Regions from separate parts of the Homo sapiens genome. Here region 2 is linked to region 1. A link is a loop called in an ENCODE intact Hi-C map of the cell type or tissue named here. Cell type or tissue: GM12878. All regions are shown on one strand.

Region 1 (8,000 bases):
AAGATGACCAACTCTTTATTGCATGCTTGCCTGTCCCTATGAATGTGTCTCTTGAGATAAAGTATCAGACTTCTCTATACCTACATAGTTTCTTCAAATAATCTTATTTTTAAATTTCTAATCTTATATAGTCTAGACAGAATGATAACGGTTGGACTGCTATTGCCATGTGTTTTTAAGTCTTTTAGATTTTGTGTGAGTACTTAGTACTTATTGTCCCCAGCTTTGGGGCTCTAAGTCAAAATTCTAAGACAGTAGGGAACATCCCATCTTGTTCTGTGCATGTTTGAGACCTTGTGTTTTTAGATCATAGTTCTTAGCCTCACTGAGGAATCTAAACATCCCTTAAGCCAGTCAATCCCAGCCCTACTGAGGACCTGAATTCTACCATTATAGAGTTGTCTGGTGAGAACTGTAGTTGGGTAAAACTGGTTATATGTTTGACTTGAGATTTCTGGTGCCCTCTTTACAGGATCTAAGGATTTAGAATATACCACTGTGGCATGTTTGGGATCTTCATTAAAATTTTGGAAAAGGAAAATCAGAGCAATACATCTTACAGTGTCTTCACCTTGGGCTTGGACTTCCTCCCAGGCAAGCTGTGTGTCACATGGACTTAGTAGTAAACTATTAAAGAAGGTGGCGTGAATGAGACAAGCTCCCGGAAAGTCAGGATAATGGCCACCATAGCCATTAAGGGCAAAGCCGCTGATGTCTAGTGGTTTCACAAAATTCCCCATCCAGAGGTTTCCCAAAAGTGTTAGGGAAGTCTTGGGGAGGCTTCAGCAGCTCAAAGTACATTGAGCTGTATTGTAACTACCTGATTACCACTCAAGCATTATTAAACTCTAGAAATGTTTGAGTTCTGGTAAGATTTCTAAACACAGATATCTAAGGGGTAACAGTTTGGAGTGTCTGTCATCTTATTCTAATTTTCTGAGTGCTCACCACTACTCCACAGCCATATTTTTGTGCGATGCAGTTCTCTGTGTTTGTTTGTTTGTTTGTTTGTTTGTTTTTTGTGACAGAGTCTTGCTCTGTTGCCCAGGCTAGAGTGTAGTGGCATGATCTCAGCTCACTGCAACCTCCACCTCCAGGGTTCAAGCGATTGTCCTGCCTCAGCCTCCCAAGTAGCTGGGATTACAATCGCCTGCCACTGTGCCCAGCTAATTTTTGTATTTTTAGTAGCGATGGGGTTTCACCATGTTAGCCAGGATGGTCTCAAACTCCTGACCTCATGATCCGCCTGCCTCGGCCTCCCAAAGTACTGGGATTACAGGCGTGAGCCACCATGCCTGGCTGTGCGATGCAGTTCTCTAGCCATAATTGATTAGCTTGGAGTGGACAACTTGACTTCTAGGCTCGATCTTTATTTCAAGAATTTGGAATTGGCACTGAGAATAATTTGCCCTTGTGGTTGAAACTTGATACAAACTCGGAACTTTGCATGGAGGAAAAAAAAAAGAGAGAGAAGAAAAGACAGATGGTTTCTTGTCCCCTGAGGGTTTTCCAGTCTCCAGAGCACTACATAGCTCTTGGCATCCTTCTAATGAATTTCTCTTTTAGGTAAATATAGCTCGAGTTGATGTCTCTTATTTAAAACCAAGATAGCTTTGACTAAGACAAAGAACCCTCCAGTTTTTTTTTTTTTTTTTTTTGAGACAGAGTCTCACTCTCGCCAGGCTGGAGTGCAGTGACACGATCTTGGCTCACTGCAACCTCTGCTTCCTGGGTTCAAGTGATACTCCTGCCTCAGCCTCCCGAGTAGCTGGGACTACAGGCGCGTGCCAACACACCCAGCTAATTTTTGTATTTTTAGTAGAGACGGGGTTTCACCATTTTGGCCAGGATAATCTTGATCTCTTAACCTTGTGATCCGCCCACCTTAGCCTCCGAAAGTGCTAGGATTATAGGCGTAAGCCACCACGCCCGGCTCAGTTTTTTTGTTTTTTTTTTTTTAATTATGATTTCCATGCTTACACTTTTGTTTATGTCGTGAGAGGAGGGGGAACAGGGATAATGGAGAGGGGGTTGCTGCTTTGGTCAGACTTCGGAGTTTCAGACAGCAGGCTCCACTAGAGTCAGTCTAAACAGAAAAGCGTATGTTAAAGAGTATTAGATAGTTCACAGAATCTCTGAACAGAAACATTCTTAGAAGCTCCATGACCAAGAACAGAGCAGCCAAGTACAACACACCCAGAAGACTGCCCGACTAAACCATGGGATTGTTCTTAGCGGCCCGTGTGATAGGGACTGGATGGCAGACATATTTCCACAGCTACCCCAGGGAAACCCAAATGCTTCTTTCACTACTGTTATTGGAAAAGCCTGTCTCACTGAGAATTCAGCCATTTCCTCAAATTACTCACTTCCACCTCCAAGGGTCTCATTGGGGTGGGCTGGGAGTGGGTGTAGAGCTTAGGTCACATGCAGATTCCTAACCACAAGAAAGTATGGAAAATACAATTCTTTTACCTTCCAGCCTGTAGTAGATAGAAAGGCAAACTAGGAGAGCGTTGGAATGAGTGTTGAGTGAACAAATATACAATATCTTCCTCAATGTCCATCACTGTGCTGTGGAGAAAGAAATGTGAATTCTTCAAATGTCTTTCAAACTATCAGAAAAATATGCATCATCATAGCTTTGCAGGGAGAATGGGGAGGGAAGGCACAGAGTGTGGGCTTAGGAAGCACTTATAGATTTGCCATGGGAATGAAGTAGTTTTGAAATATATTAATATATGTTTCTTTTTTGAACTTCCTTTTGTGTGACCGTCCTCATCCAGTTAGAGGTGTTTATTGTGTCAGGAATGATCAATATTGTTGAAATATAAAGGAAAACAAAGTGTCAGCTTTAGTTTTTGTCTTCCCAAGTAGCATTTAATCCAAAGAAAGATAATAATATTGTCTCAGCTAGCCTTTGCTGAGAGAGAAAAGGAGTTCTTTTTTATTCTCAGACCTCTCTTTCACATACAAAACCCAACTTGGATTAGAGTTTTACTATGAGCACAGCATAGAGAGGACAGAAGATACAAGAAAGGAAGAATCAGTAGAAAGGCTTCCTCTGTGAGAGAAAGCAGAGAGATTGGAGGGAATTCGCTCAGGGTGGGGATGCTGTTAGGTCCCTGGAAAGGCACCTCCAACTCTCCAGACTTAAATCAAAGGGCGAAGAAGAGGAGGGTGATAGAAACCACAGATACTGCGGGTGCGAGAGAGTCTGAGAATGTCCAGTCTGATGGATGTTCAGATAGATTGGCCTGAGATGCTGTCTGGTAATAAAGATTTTCTGTTTGACCAAACTTTGGTCAGGCTCTTCTGAGTCCTTTTCTTGACTAGACCTTGACCTTGGTCTCATCCTGACTTTGGGCTGCATAGCCCAGTCTTAACGAAGGATCTTGCTGAATCATTCCCCACCCTAGATATCTGATCAAGTTCCTCATCCCTCACTTTGATGTGTAAGTCCTTAGCCTGCCTTTAGCAAGAATTCTGTAAGGCCAGTTTAGCAAGAGTCCCCCCTACTCTTAATATCTCTTCTTAGTAATTTTTCATCCACCGACTCCTTCACTCTGCTCATTGACTATAAATCCTAAGCTATCTCTACTGTATTCAGAGTTGAACCCAATGTCTTTCTCCTATTGCAACAGATATCATCTCTACTACAGCAGTCTTGAATAAAGTCTTCCTTACCATTTTTACAAGTGTCTGGATAATTTTTCTTTAATACTGGTCCCCAGCGTCTCCAAATGGTATGTAGGAGAACCCAGGGTTCCACATGAACCTGGAAGGGGTTCACAGAAGTTTTGATAAAACAGTGACTGTGCAGAGGCCTAGGGACAAGACAAGGTAATCACAAAGGGTAGAGGCTTCACATCTTGAGGCAATGGCAGGGACCCCAGAGTCCAGCAGTGGGCCAGGCACGACTAGCCACACCTTGGCGGATACCAGCAGAGGGCATCAGAGACCAGACCAGCCTGAAGAAGACCTGCTCTCTGGAGAACTAATGTGCCCACTCTCAACCTCCCTCACTCCTGAGAGGCCGTCTTGGAAAGGAAGAGGGAAAAAAGGGCCCCCTTGAGAAATTTGAAAAAATCAGCACTGAGAAGGAATTTAACTTTGAATTGATTGAATATTTACCCCCAAAAGAATGAGTTAAACTGAAAGAGACTTTCCTAAAAGCAGAAGAGACTGAGGTTTAAGTTTTTTTTTTTAATTGTCTCTGCTACTGACTGGGAATGGGGCCCCATAGCAAGTTGGGATAGATAATGGAAAATAAGAAAGAGCTACATATTTTTTCTTTTTTTTGCACATCTGAGTTGTAATGTTTACATTTCAACCTCCCTGAGTGTAGACTGAGAAAACTGTACAACCCTTTGGAGCACGTCTGATGGTGGTTTGGAAAAGGCTTGGTAGCCTAATGAGAGTCCAGAGAGGATGATATGAGTTGGAAAGGATAAAGGTAGTCCTTTTCTTTTCCTGGGAGCCGAGGTTGGCTTTGCAAGGACTCCTGGGTTTCTGGTGGGCCTAGAGAGAAGACCAAAAGCCTGCTCGGCCAGCTAAAGGTACTGAGTGCCAAAGCTGGGGCAGTGGATGGCTGGGGTGAGGGTCCACAGGACGCTCAATGCCAGCAGAAGGGGACCTGTGGGGGTATGTCCAATACCTGTGGAAGAGGGGCCCCGATGGACACTCGTGACCACCGTCTCGTGGCATGAGGCAGCCAGAGGCAGGATGCTGCCAAGGCCAGAGACCAGCCAGGGAAAGAGACCAACTGAGAACAGACTACAGAGCTTCCCAGCAGTAGATGTCCACCCACTGCTCAGGGACCAGTACAGCCACCAGAAGCCCCTCTCCCATAAGTGTGAGGACCTGACTGAGCATTTACTCAAAAGAAATTGATTTCATTTGAAAGTGTAAACCTGAGATGGGCAGATCATGTTAATTGGCAAGTTTAATTCTATTTCCCACAGTTTAGTATAGTGACAAAGAGCATAAAGTCTTGAGTCAGATGACCTGCTCTTGAATTGGCACTGTTTGCTAGCTATGTGGTCTTGGGCAAATAACTTAAATCTCTGTCACTCGCTGCTCATCTTCTAAATGGGGATCCTGATAGTACTTCCTCCTAGGAAGTGTAAGGATTAAATGGTTAATATATCTCAAGCACTGAAAAGAGTGCCAGGACACACAGCAATCACTGTATAAAGGTTCGCTATAACAATTGCCCTACAGGATGTGGATTCACAAGGAAGCTGGAATCTGTTATAGAAACATTAAAAAAAAAAAAAGCTCCACATGTTTGCTCCATCTCATCCGTGGTGTGTAAATTTTGGACCCCATCATAGACAGATCCTTGGCTCCAATAGCATCACACCTAAGGCAGCGGCCCCAGGGGGTAGTATGTCAAAAGTCCTGCTTCATTCAGGAGGCTAAACTCAGAAACCTCAGCTTCTGAAGTCTGTCAATATGCACCCACACACCCCTCTTTAGAGTGATTTCTTTTAGCATTCAGGATGGTTTTCAACCCAGAGACAACAGGCTGCCCCCCTGCCTTGGTCTGACTGCCCGTTTTAGTTGCTATTCTTTTATCTCTCACAACTGGGTGAAGTTGCTCCCTGAATTTTTATAGCACTTCAGGAAGAGGCAGGCTATTGTTACAAGAAGAACGTTTAAGTATATTGTTCACTTTTTTTGAACAGAGATTGTCGATGTTATTTTTAAATTCTAAACCTTTGGGGGCAGTAAGAGTTTTAGGGGAACAAACTCTTTAATGCATAATGAGACTGGATCTGCGCTATTATAAAATGGGAGAGCCCTGGTGTCAATTGCCTGTGGTAGAGTGTGGCATTAACCAAACTAAGGTCAGGCTTCTATTTTAGCATGGGCTGAGGCTAACTGTACCCCCTGCTCCCTGGAGTCAGGCTCTCAGATGGCTGCCTATGGATTTGTTCAGGCATTTACTCATTGAGGAGGTAGTGGGGACAGGAGGAGAACTCACTATGCAACTACCATTTGCTGAGTGCTTGTCACATGCCAACATTGTACCGGGCACTCTGTATTAAATACTGCATTGGTTTCCTAGGACTGCTAGAACAAATCACCACAAACATAGTGGCTTAAAACAATATAAATTTATTATCTGATAGTTCTAGAATCTAGAAGTCTGAAAATAAGTTGTCAGCAGGGCCATGCTCCCTCCCAAGGCTCTAGAAGAAAAAGAAATCCCTTCTTTCCTCTTCCAGCTTCTGGTGGGTCCAGGTGTTCCTTGGCTTGTGGCTGCATTGCTCCAGTCTCTGCCTCTGTGACCACATTCCCGTCTCTTCTTCTTTGTGTCTTCTTCTGTCTTAGACACTCATTATTGGCTTTAGGCCCTATCTAGAAAATCCAGGATGATCTCATCTCAGGATGCTTAACTTAATTATATCTGCAAAACCCCCTTTTCCCAAATAATGTCACATTCACAGATTCTGAGTTTGGAACATAGATATATCTTTTGGAGGGTTCACCATTCAACCTACTGCCGATACCTCTGAAATTCTCACAAAGTCTGAAATCATCCATCATTATCTCAAAATTGAACTTCAAAAAGTTTTCTTCAGTTATTCAGGATTACACGTTTCGTAAGTGACAGAGCTGATTTAAATGCGGGATTGTCTGGTTTCAAAGATGTTGTTCTTTCTACTGTATGATACTAAAAACGACAACAATAATCAATGATCTTAGCTGGCATGTCCTGGATGCCTATGGATCAGGCACTATGCTGGTATTAAAAGTATTATTTCTAAAGTTTCTAATAATCCTACAGTAACGTCTTCTTATTCACAATTTATAGATGAGGAAACAGAGAGGCTCAGATGAGTTAAAAAGGCTCAAGGTCATACATATAATAAGCAGGAATTTGAAATCAAAGGGAAACCAAGTCAGATGACTTTAGAAAAATCTTCAAAGCACTGAGGAAACTGACAGATAGTAGGTTAGCAGCATTACTTTGGGCAGATGAAGAATTGGAAATGTCTCTTCGAAGGGCATTAAAAATTCCTGAAACATTTGGGATCAATTTAACCCTACCTGGTGCAGTGTGTTATGGGGCGATTTCCACACTGTAAGGGAAGCAGAGATTTGGGGCATTTGCATTTTTTTCTTTTTCCAGCCCTCAAGCCATTCTCTGTTGTCAGATCCAGTCCATGCCTTGACTTTGCCCATTTATAGAGGACTGTTTTGATGCTACAGAAAGCACGATCACTCTACTTTGAAAAGCATTTAAGCATTTTCAGAGCTCAGTCTCATTTCATTTTGCTCTTAGAACAGTCCCTGAGGTTGGTAGGGTGAGTATCATTATCCTCATTTACAGTCCAGGAGCCTGAGTTTCGAAGTGAGTTGTTACTATTTGCTTCACACAGAGGCAGAAGCAACTTGAAGCCTGACTATTTGAATGCAATTCTAATTCTTTTTCCAGAGCACCAAGCCTGTTTTAGATTAAGAAAAAAATTCCAAGAAAAAAAGGAAAAAATTGGCTACCATTAGCTTTAGGTAGGTAACACACACACATATTCTCTCTCTCTGTCTCTCTCTCTCTCCTGCTCTTTCTTTCTGTCTCTCTCTCTCTCTCTCTCACACACACACACACACACACACACACACACACACACAAAGTGATAAAAAGGTCTCCTTTCTCTTTTCAGTCTTGAGAATAAATGACTGCATTTCCCCACTGGTACTCAGAAGTGATTTGCAATTGAGAATTCTTTTTTAAGGGCAGAGGGCTCTTTTGTATGACCTTATTTTCCTTGTAGTTCCAAACAAGTGGGCTAAGCATGCTCTATTATGTCCAGACTGGTGTTTATAGTCTCATCTTCAGATGATAGATGTTACTTTATAATGCTAAACCTGATATTACACAATTCTCAACCCCTCTTCCAAAGACTGGGCTGCGTATGCCAAAACTTTATGATGACAAATCATAGAATTGGAAGGAAAGAAATGTGATACTCAAACTCTACTAACTCAGA
Region 2 (8,000 bases), 230 kb after region 1:
CTTCGCCTATAGCTGCATCACCCCATTTCTACCCCCATCTTTACATGGCTGTCTTCACTCTGTGTGCCTCTCTGTCTTCAAATGGCCTTTCTTCTTCTTCTTCTTCTTTGTTTTTTAAATTTGAGATGGAGTCTCTGTTGCCCAGGCTGGAGTGCAGTGGTGTGATCTCAGCTCACTGCAACCTCTGCCTCCTGGGTTCAAGCTATTCTCCTGCCTCAGCCTCCCAAGTAGCTGGGATTACAGGTACGTGCCACCACACCTAGTTTTGTTTTTGTTTTTTGTTTTTGTTTTTGTTTTTTTTTCAGTAGAGACAGGGTTTCACCATGTTGGCCAAGCTGGTCTCGAACTCCTGACCCCAGGTCTCAGAGGTCTCAGCCTCCCAAAGTGCTGGGATTACAGGTGTGAGCCACTGCACCCGACCATGGCCTTTCTTCTAAGGACACCAGTCATTGATTTTGGGGCCCACACTAATCCAACTAGACCTCATCTTAACTCACGACATCTGCAAAGACACTATTTCCCAATAAGGTCCCATTCTGAGGTTCTGGGCAGACATACATTTTGGAGGAATGCTGTTCAACTCAGGACACTGCTTCAATGCACAAAGGTGCCGGGGCTGCAAGTTCAGATCCTGTTTAGAGCCAGGTACTCAGAAACCTGGAGTGTTGTGCCGGGGAGTTGGGGTTTGCTCTCTACCTAGTGAGGAGGCATCAAGTGTCCTGGACAGGATAGTATCATGGTCCTAGTTTCATGGAGGACTGCTGGTCATAGTGTGTAACCTAACTTGGAACAGGGAGGGATAAAGAAGCAGGAAAACCGGCCGGGCACGGTGGCTCACACCTGTAATCCCAGCACTTTGGGAGGCCGAGGCGCATGGATCACCTGAGGTCAGGAGTTCGAGACCAGCCTGGCCAACGTGGCTAAACCCCGTTTCTACTAAAAATACAAAAATTAGCCGGGTATGGCGGTAGCGCCTATAGTCCCAGCTACTTGGGAGGCTGAGATAGGAGAATCGCTTGAACCTGGGAGGCAGAGGTTGCAGTGAGCTGAGATCGCACCATTGCACTCCAGCCTGGGCAACAAGAGTAAAACTCCATCTCAAAAAAAAAAAAAAAAAAAAAAAAAAAGCAGGAAAACCAGTTACACTATTCAATGTCAGGTGAAAGGTAATACAGTGCCCAGTCAGGATAGCAGGTGTAGGAATGCGTAGAAAGGGACAGGCGGGAGACACACCACAGATCCAGAGTTAACCAGACTCGGCCATTTTTAACATAATTGTATGGTGGGGTGGGAGGAAGAGAGTGAAGAAACGGAAGAATTTAGATGCATTGTGCAATATGGGGGTCCATAAACATCATCGAATGGTTACCAGATGAGAGATGATATGACCTGAAGGGCTGGTATGTAAAGAGAAGGGCAAGGCTTGAGGATCACAGGGTTGGGCCCCCATAGACATTGTAAGAGGGGTCAGGGAGTTCAAAAGGCGTTCCCTCCATTTTGATTATTTACATGAAAATTATTCTGTGCTTTCATATGAGGAGTCTAGAGCATAGTCCTTACCTGCTTTTATTTTCTTTAGGAAAAAAATTTTTGATACTCTTTGCTTACATCAGGCTTCTTGTTTGAATAGTATATTTTTTTATTTGAATAGATACTGCCAGATTACTTTTCTAAAAGGCTATAACAATTTACTTTTCCACTGGTACCACATGAGTTTCCTTTCTTCCTTTTCCCTACCATTAGTAGGTATTTGCACTCTTTAATTTTTACTATTTGAAAATGTGACTTGGAGACAAAGTCTTGCTCTGTTGTCCAGGTTGGAGTGCAGTGGCGCAATCTCGGCTCACTGCAACCTCTACCTCCCGGGTTCAAGCAATCCTCCTGCCTCAGCCTCCTGAGTAGCTGGGATTACAGGTGCCTGCCACCACGCCTAGCTAATTTTTTGTATTTTTAGTAGAGAGGGGGTTTCACCAAGTTGGCCAGGCTGGTCTCAAACTCCTGACCTCAAGTGATCCACTCGCCTCAGCCTCCCGAAGTGCTGGGATTACAGGCGTGAGCCACTGCGCCCAGCCAAAATGAGAATTTTTATATATAAATCTTTGTCCATCCAATGATGCTTACAATGATGTTTATAATTAGAAAGATGACATAGGTGAAGTTTTCTCAGATTCTTTACTTTGTTGTTTGTCTTCCTGTGTGACTTTCTCCCACTTCTTTGCTAATATTTTAGGTGGATAGGGAGAGATATGAGAAAGGGAAAGGGTTAAATCAAATAAATGTTTTATTATCTTTGAATTATATTTATATATGCCTTTCCTGTCCTTCATTACAAAGTGATCTAGAACTGCTGTTAAGTCATTATTAGTTCTCTAATTTTACCTTATGCATAAAAAAATTTTTCATTTTATTGAGGGAAGAACAAATGCAAAAGAATCCTAACATTATCTGTAACCTACAAAAGCAGCTTCTTGACTCTTCTTGACTCTTTCTTTTCTTTCTTTCTTTTTTTTTTTTTTTGAGATGGAGTTTTGCTCTTGTTGCCTAGGCTGGAGTGCAGTGGTGTGATCTTGGCCCACTGCAACTTCCGCCTCCCGGGTTCTAGTGATCCTCCTGCCTCAGCCTCCTGAGTAGCTGGGATTACAGGTATGTGCCACTATGCCCGGCTAATTTTGTATTTTTTGTAGAGATGGGGTTTCTCCATGTTGGTCAGGCTGGTCTTGAACTCCCAACCTCAGGTAGTCCACCTGCCTTGGCCTCTGAAGGGTTGGGATTACAGGCATGAGCCACCACGCCTAGCCTGACTCTTTTCCTTAGACATAGAAATTCTGAAAAGCATCAACCTTTTTTTACCACAGTGAAAAAAAAAGATGAGATTTATATCTCAATACCATGAATGGTTTATATAATAATATATGAGTGGATAAATAAACATCCTTTTCTACAGTCTTCTCCTTTAAACTTTGGCTATTAGAGTCAGAATGCTTCAATTGCAGAATTCTCACTTGAGCAAAGTTTTTGTATAACATTATTCATATTCTTGGCCTTGGATAGCAATTAAGTCTCTCAAGTCTAAAATTGCTTTGTTTGCTTTTTAAAGAAATCTGCCCACCTTACAGACCTACAAGTTAACTAACCAGCCTGTTTTTCCCCCAAGAGGACTTCGCTCTGTTGGTTTCTTGCCAGCTCTTACTTTCAAATTGAAATAGTTCAGTTTCACTGTTTCTAGAACATAGAATTCATTACCCATGGATTTTTGCCAACAATGTCCCTCTCATGTTTTTTAAAACTAAGATGAATGTTACAGAGTGACCTAGTGGACTGGATCCACGACTAGAAATCAGGCAGTGATATATTAGATGTGTGCGTGGATGCTCCATTCTGGGTAGTGAGGTGGCTAGGGGGATGGGATTCTGGGAGGGTGAGGAGGGCATTCAGGGTGAAGCCTTCAGGACTAGAGTGGAGAAATATGTGTGAGAGATTAGGTAAGATTTGACATATGTGAGGCAAGACTTAGATTCTTCCCTTGCCCTCAGGTCCCTGGCGGGTCGCTACCACAGATAGGGCACAGTCATTTATTCCTTTTGGTCATTTGGGTAGAAAACAGATAGCCAGGTGACAGAGAATATTTATAAAGGGCTCTAAGAAGAACCATTCCTCTGTTGTTTCCATTTTCTCTTGCTACGTCTGCAGCTCTGCTTATCCCTCTGTTTCTACTAGTCCTGAAAGGGCATGCCTTCCTGCAACAGAACAGAAATCTCAGGAATGTATACATCAGCATAACCTATGGCCAACATGAATTTTTCATTCATGTGGCTCTGTTGAATGAAATAACGAAATTCCTTTATCTTTTAGGTTACTTTCTAAGTATTTTTAGGTTACTTTCTAGGAATATGTTAGTGTTTAAATATTTTTCTCTTCTGATTTACTATATATATATATTTAATTAAACTTTTAATTGTGAGATAATTGTAGATTCATATGCAGTTATAAGAAATAATGCAGGCCGGGGGTGGTGGCTCACGCCTGTAACCCCAGCACTTTGGGAGGCCGAGGTGGGTGGATCACTTTAGGTCAGGAGTTCGAGACGAGCCTGGACAATATGGTGAAACCCTGTCTCTACTAAAAATACAAAAATTAGTCAGGCATGGTGGTGCACACCTGTAGTCCCAGCTACTCGGGAGGCTGAGGTGGGAGAATCACTTCAGCCCGGGAGGTAGAGGTTGCAGTGAGCCGAGATTGCGCCATTGCACTCCAGCTTGGGCAACTGAGTGAGATTCTGTCTCAAAAAAAAAAAAAAAAAAAAAAAAAGAAAGAAAGAAAAGAAAAGAAAAGAAAGAAGGAATGCAGCTGAAGCCAGAAGCTACCTATTGGGTAAGGAGTGCTCTCAGCACTTAAGAGGTTTTTTTAAAAAAAAATAATAAAATAATGCAGAGAAATCTCATGTACCATTTACCCTGTTTCCCCCAATAGTAACATCTTCCAAAACTATAGCACAATGTGACAACAAGGATATTGACATTGACAGAATAAAGATTTATAAAAATTTCATCATCACAAGAATCCCTCCTGTTGCTCTTTTACAGATGTGTACACTTCTCTCCTTCCCGAGCCCCTCGTTATCCCTGGCAACCGCTAGTCTATTCTCTATTTCTATAATGTTGCCATTTCAAGAATGTTAATTAAATGGGACCATAGAGTGTGAAACCTTTTGGTATTGGCTTTTTTTAACTCAGCATAATTCCTGGAGATTCATGTATATATCAATATTTAATTGTTTTTTAGTTCTGAGTAATATTTTGTGGTATGTACTACAGTTCGTTTATTCACTCATTGAAGGATAAGTGGGTCATTTCCAGTTTTTTGGCTATTATCATTAAAGCTGCTATGAATATTTGTTTTGTGTGTGTGTGTAAGATGGAGTCTCGCTCTGTTGCACAGGCTAGAGTGCTGTAGCATGATCATGGTTCACTGCAATCTTCGCCTCCCGGGTTCAAGTGATTCTTGTGCCTCAGCCCCCCGAGTAGCTGGAATTACCGGTGCCCACCACCATGCCTGGGTAATTTTGGTATTTTTAGTAGAGACGGGGTTTTGCCATGTTGGCCAGGTTGTTCTCCAACTCCTGACCTCAGGTGATCCGCCTGCCTTGGCCTCCCAAATTGCTGAAATTACAGGCCTGAGCCACTGCGCCTGGCCTGCTATGAATATTTGAGCACAGGCTTTTATATGAACATAGATTTTGTGTCTCTGGAATATATGTCAAAGAGTACAACTGATGGGTCATGTGGGAGTTGCATGTTTAGTTTTATATGAAAGTGCCAAACTGTTTTCAAGAATGGTTGGACCATTTTAAGTTTCCATCAGCAATTATGAGTTATCTAGTTTCTCTACATCCTTGTCTGCATTTAATGTTGTCACTATTTTTATTTTAGCCATTCTGATAGTAACTGTAGTGATTTCTCATCGAAGTTGAAATCTACATTATTTTCCTGATGGCTAATGATGTCGGAGACCTTTTCATGTGCTTATTTGCCATCTGCATGTCTTCTATGAAAATATCTGTTCACGTTTTTTAAATCAATTTTCTAACTGAATTATTCGATTTTTTTTTAATTTTTTTTTTTATTTTTTAAGACAGAGTCTTGCTCTGTTGCATAGGCTGGAGTGCTGTGGCGTGATCTCTGCTCAGTACAACCTCCACCTCCGGGGTTCAAGTGATTCTGCTGGCTCAGTCTCCTGAGTAGCTGGGACTACAGGCACGTGCCACCACACCCAGCTAATCTGTTGGATTTTTAGTAGAGATGGGGTTTCACTGTGTTAGCCAATGGTCTCAATCTCCTGACCTCGTGATCTGCCCGCCTCGGCCTCCCAAAGTGCTGGGATTACAGGCGTGAGCCACCGTGCCTGGCCTATTTGATTTTTTAATTTTTGAGTTTTGACTGTTCTTTATATATTCCAGATAGTAGTTTTTTGTTGGATTTGTGGTTTGTGAATATTTTCTGTAGCTTGTCTTTTCATCTTCTTAATAGGATCTTTTGGAGAGCAAAGTTTTAATTTTGAGAGATCCAATATATCAATATTTCCTTTTATGGGTTGTGCTATCGCAATCAAGTAAAAGAACTCTTTGCCTAGCTCTAGATCTTAACATTTTTCCCTTATTTTTTTCTAAGAGTTTTATAGCTTACGTTTTACACTTAAGTCCATGGTCACATATTTTTAAGTAGGTGTTTAGATCCTGCTTGACATGTCTCATGTCTGAAATAAGCCTTAGCATGTGGAATTCTTTCTGTCCTCATTTTTTCCCTCAAGCATCTACTGAGTGCCAACTATGGCTCAAGTCACTGATACCAAATCATGTGTACAATTCCTCATTAGATAAATATTTCAGACTTTGCAATGAGTCAATTGAGTGATGTACTTCAGGGCGTGGCCTTTGGAACCCAACTAGCTTGGTCAAACCTGGTGCCACCTCTCAGCAGCTTTGTGATCTTTAGCAAGTTACTTAATACCTCTGAAACTCAATGTTTCACATCATTCACATCTCGATGAAAATAATAATACCTACATCACAGGATTGTTGTGAGAAGTAAATGAAACATTATGTGTAAAATGCTTAGCACACTGCCTAGCACATACATAGAAAACATTCAATAATTTTTAGTCCTCCTCCTTCCCATCCCCCCATGCAAAGATTTTTCTGGATACCTTCCCCAACTCATCATCTGCTTCCCCAGAGTCTCCAATTCTTTCTCTCTACTTCTGGTCTTAATTATTCTACTTCTTTTATTAAACAACATTCTCAACAGACTTTGGCATTTGATAGGATTTCCTATCTCCAATTTGTTTGTGGTATTCTTATATGTGTCAAACTATCTTTGTTTCCTGTATGTGTTATGTATCTCACCAACGACATATCTCCTCAAGGGCATGCCATGGCCCTAGTCTTCCATAGAGTCCAGCTCTATGTTGGGCAAGTGGCCCCTAATACACTGACAGTGGAGAATCTAAATTAAAACATTTTGTAGAAATGTTTTTGTAGAAAGCAATTTTTCAACTTCTGTGGAAAGCAATTCAGCAAAATGAATCCAAAACATTGAATACTTTGACCTAGTAATTTACCTTTTTCAGAATCCATCCTAAGAATGGTCAGATACTTGAATAAAAAAATTTATATATGGCTGGGTGCGGTGGCTCACGCCTGTAATCTCAGCACTTTGGGAGGCCGAGGCAGTCGGATCACCTGAGGTCAGTAGTTTGAGACCAGCCTGACCAATATGGTGAAACCCTGTCTCTACTAAAAATACAAAAAAAAATTAGCCGGGTGTGCTGGTGGGCGCCTGTAGTTCCAGCTACTCCGCAGGCTGAGGCAGGAGAATGGCGTGAACCCGGGAAGTGGGGCTTGCAGTGAGCCGAGATTGTGCCACTGCACTCCAGCCTGGGCAAAAGAGCGAGACTCCATCTCAAAAAAAAAATAAAAAATAAAAATAAATAAATAAATAAAAATTTAGAAAAATGTAAATGCATACTAATTTTAAAAATCAGGAATCAGAGTCCCAGCACGGTGGCTCACGCCTGTAATCCCAGCACTTTGGGAGGCCAAGGTGGGCGGATCACCTGAGGTTAGGAGTTTGAAACCAGCCTGACCAACATGGAGAAACCCCGACTCTACTAAAAATATGAAAATTAGCCAGATGTGGTTGTGCATGCCTGTAGTCCCAGCTACTTGGGCGGCTGAGGCAGGAGGAACGCTTGAACCCGAGAGGTGGAGGTTGCAGAGAGCCGAGATCACACCATTGCACTCTAGCCTGGGTGACAGAGCAAGGCTCTGTCTCAAAAAATAAAAATAAAAAAAATAAAAAAATAAAAAAAATCAGGAATCAGGGTAAATTCCATTTATAGATGGAATATTATACCATCAGTACAATTCTGTAGCTATAAATGCTGGGTAAGGTGTCAGAGCCCCGACATTGGGAAGTGGCGGACTAGCAGGTTGGTAAAAAGAA

The links. A loop is a pair of places that touch in the nucleus more often than their neighbours do. Peaks named below come from ENCODE experiments on the same cell type or tissue, not always from the same donor. Only the 100,000 strongest peaks of a DNase experiment are listed, where the experiment ranks them.
Region 2: a loop joins it to region 1, with 2.9 times the contacts of the local background. A loop is called at or near these places in 56 of 110 quality-filtered maps.

What each region holds. Positions count from the first base shown.
Region 1 is chr4:128,561,831-128,569,830 of GRCh38, forward strand. LINC03140 (long intergenic non-protein coding RNA 3140) reads right to left here. Exons shown (of 2, transcript XR_007058268.1): 2 at 6,103-7,457. Among named protein-coding and RNA genes, the nearest start is that of LINC03140, 4.7 kb to the right of the region's middle. RefSeq lists enhancers at 4,133-4,633, 4,634-5,134. In GM12878, a CTCF peak has its summit at 3,951 (motif pointing right); no DNase peak of the experiment used is centred here; H3K27me3 peaks cover 137 bases.
Region 2 is chr4:128,790,754-128,798,753 of GRCh38, forward strand. No RefSeq gene overlaps it. Among named protein-coding and RNA genes, the nearest start is that of JADE1, 15 kb to the right of the region's middle. In GM12878, no CTCF peak of the experiment used is centred here; a DNase peak (open chromatin) is centred at 3,255.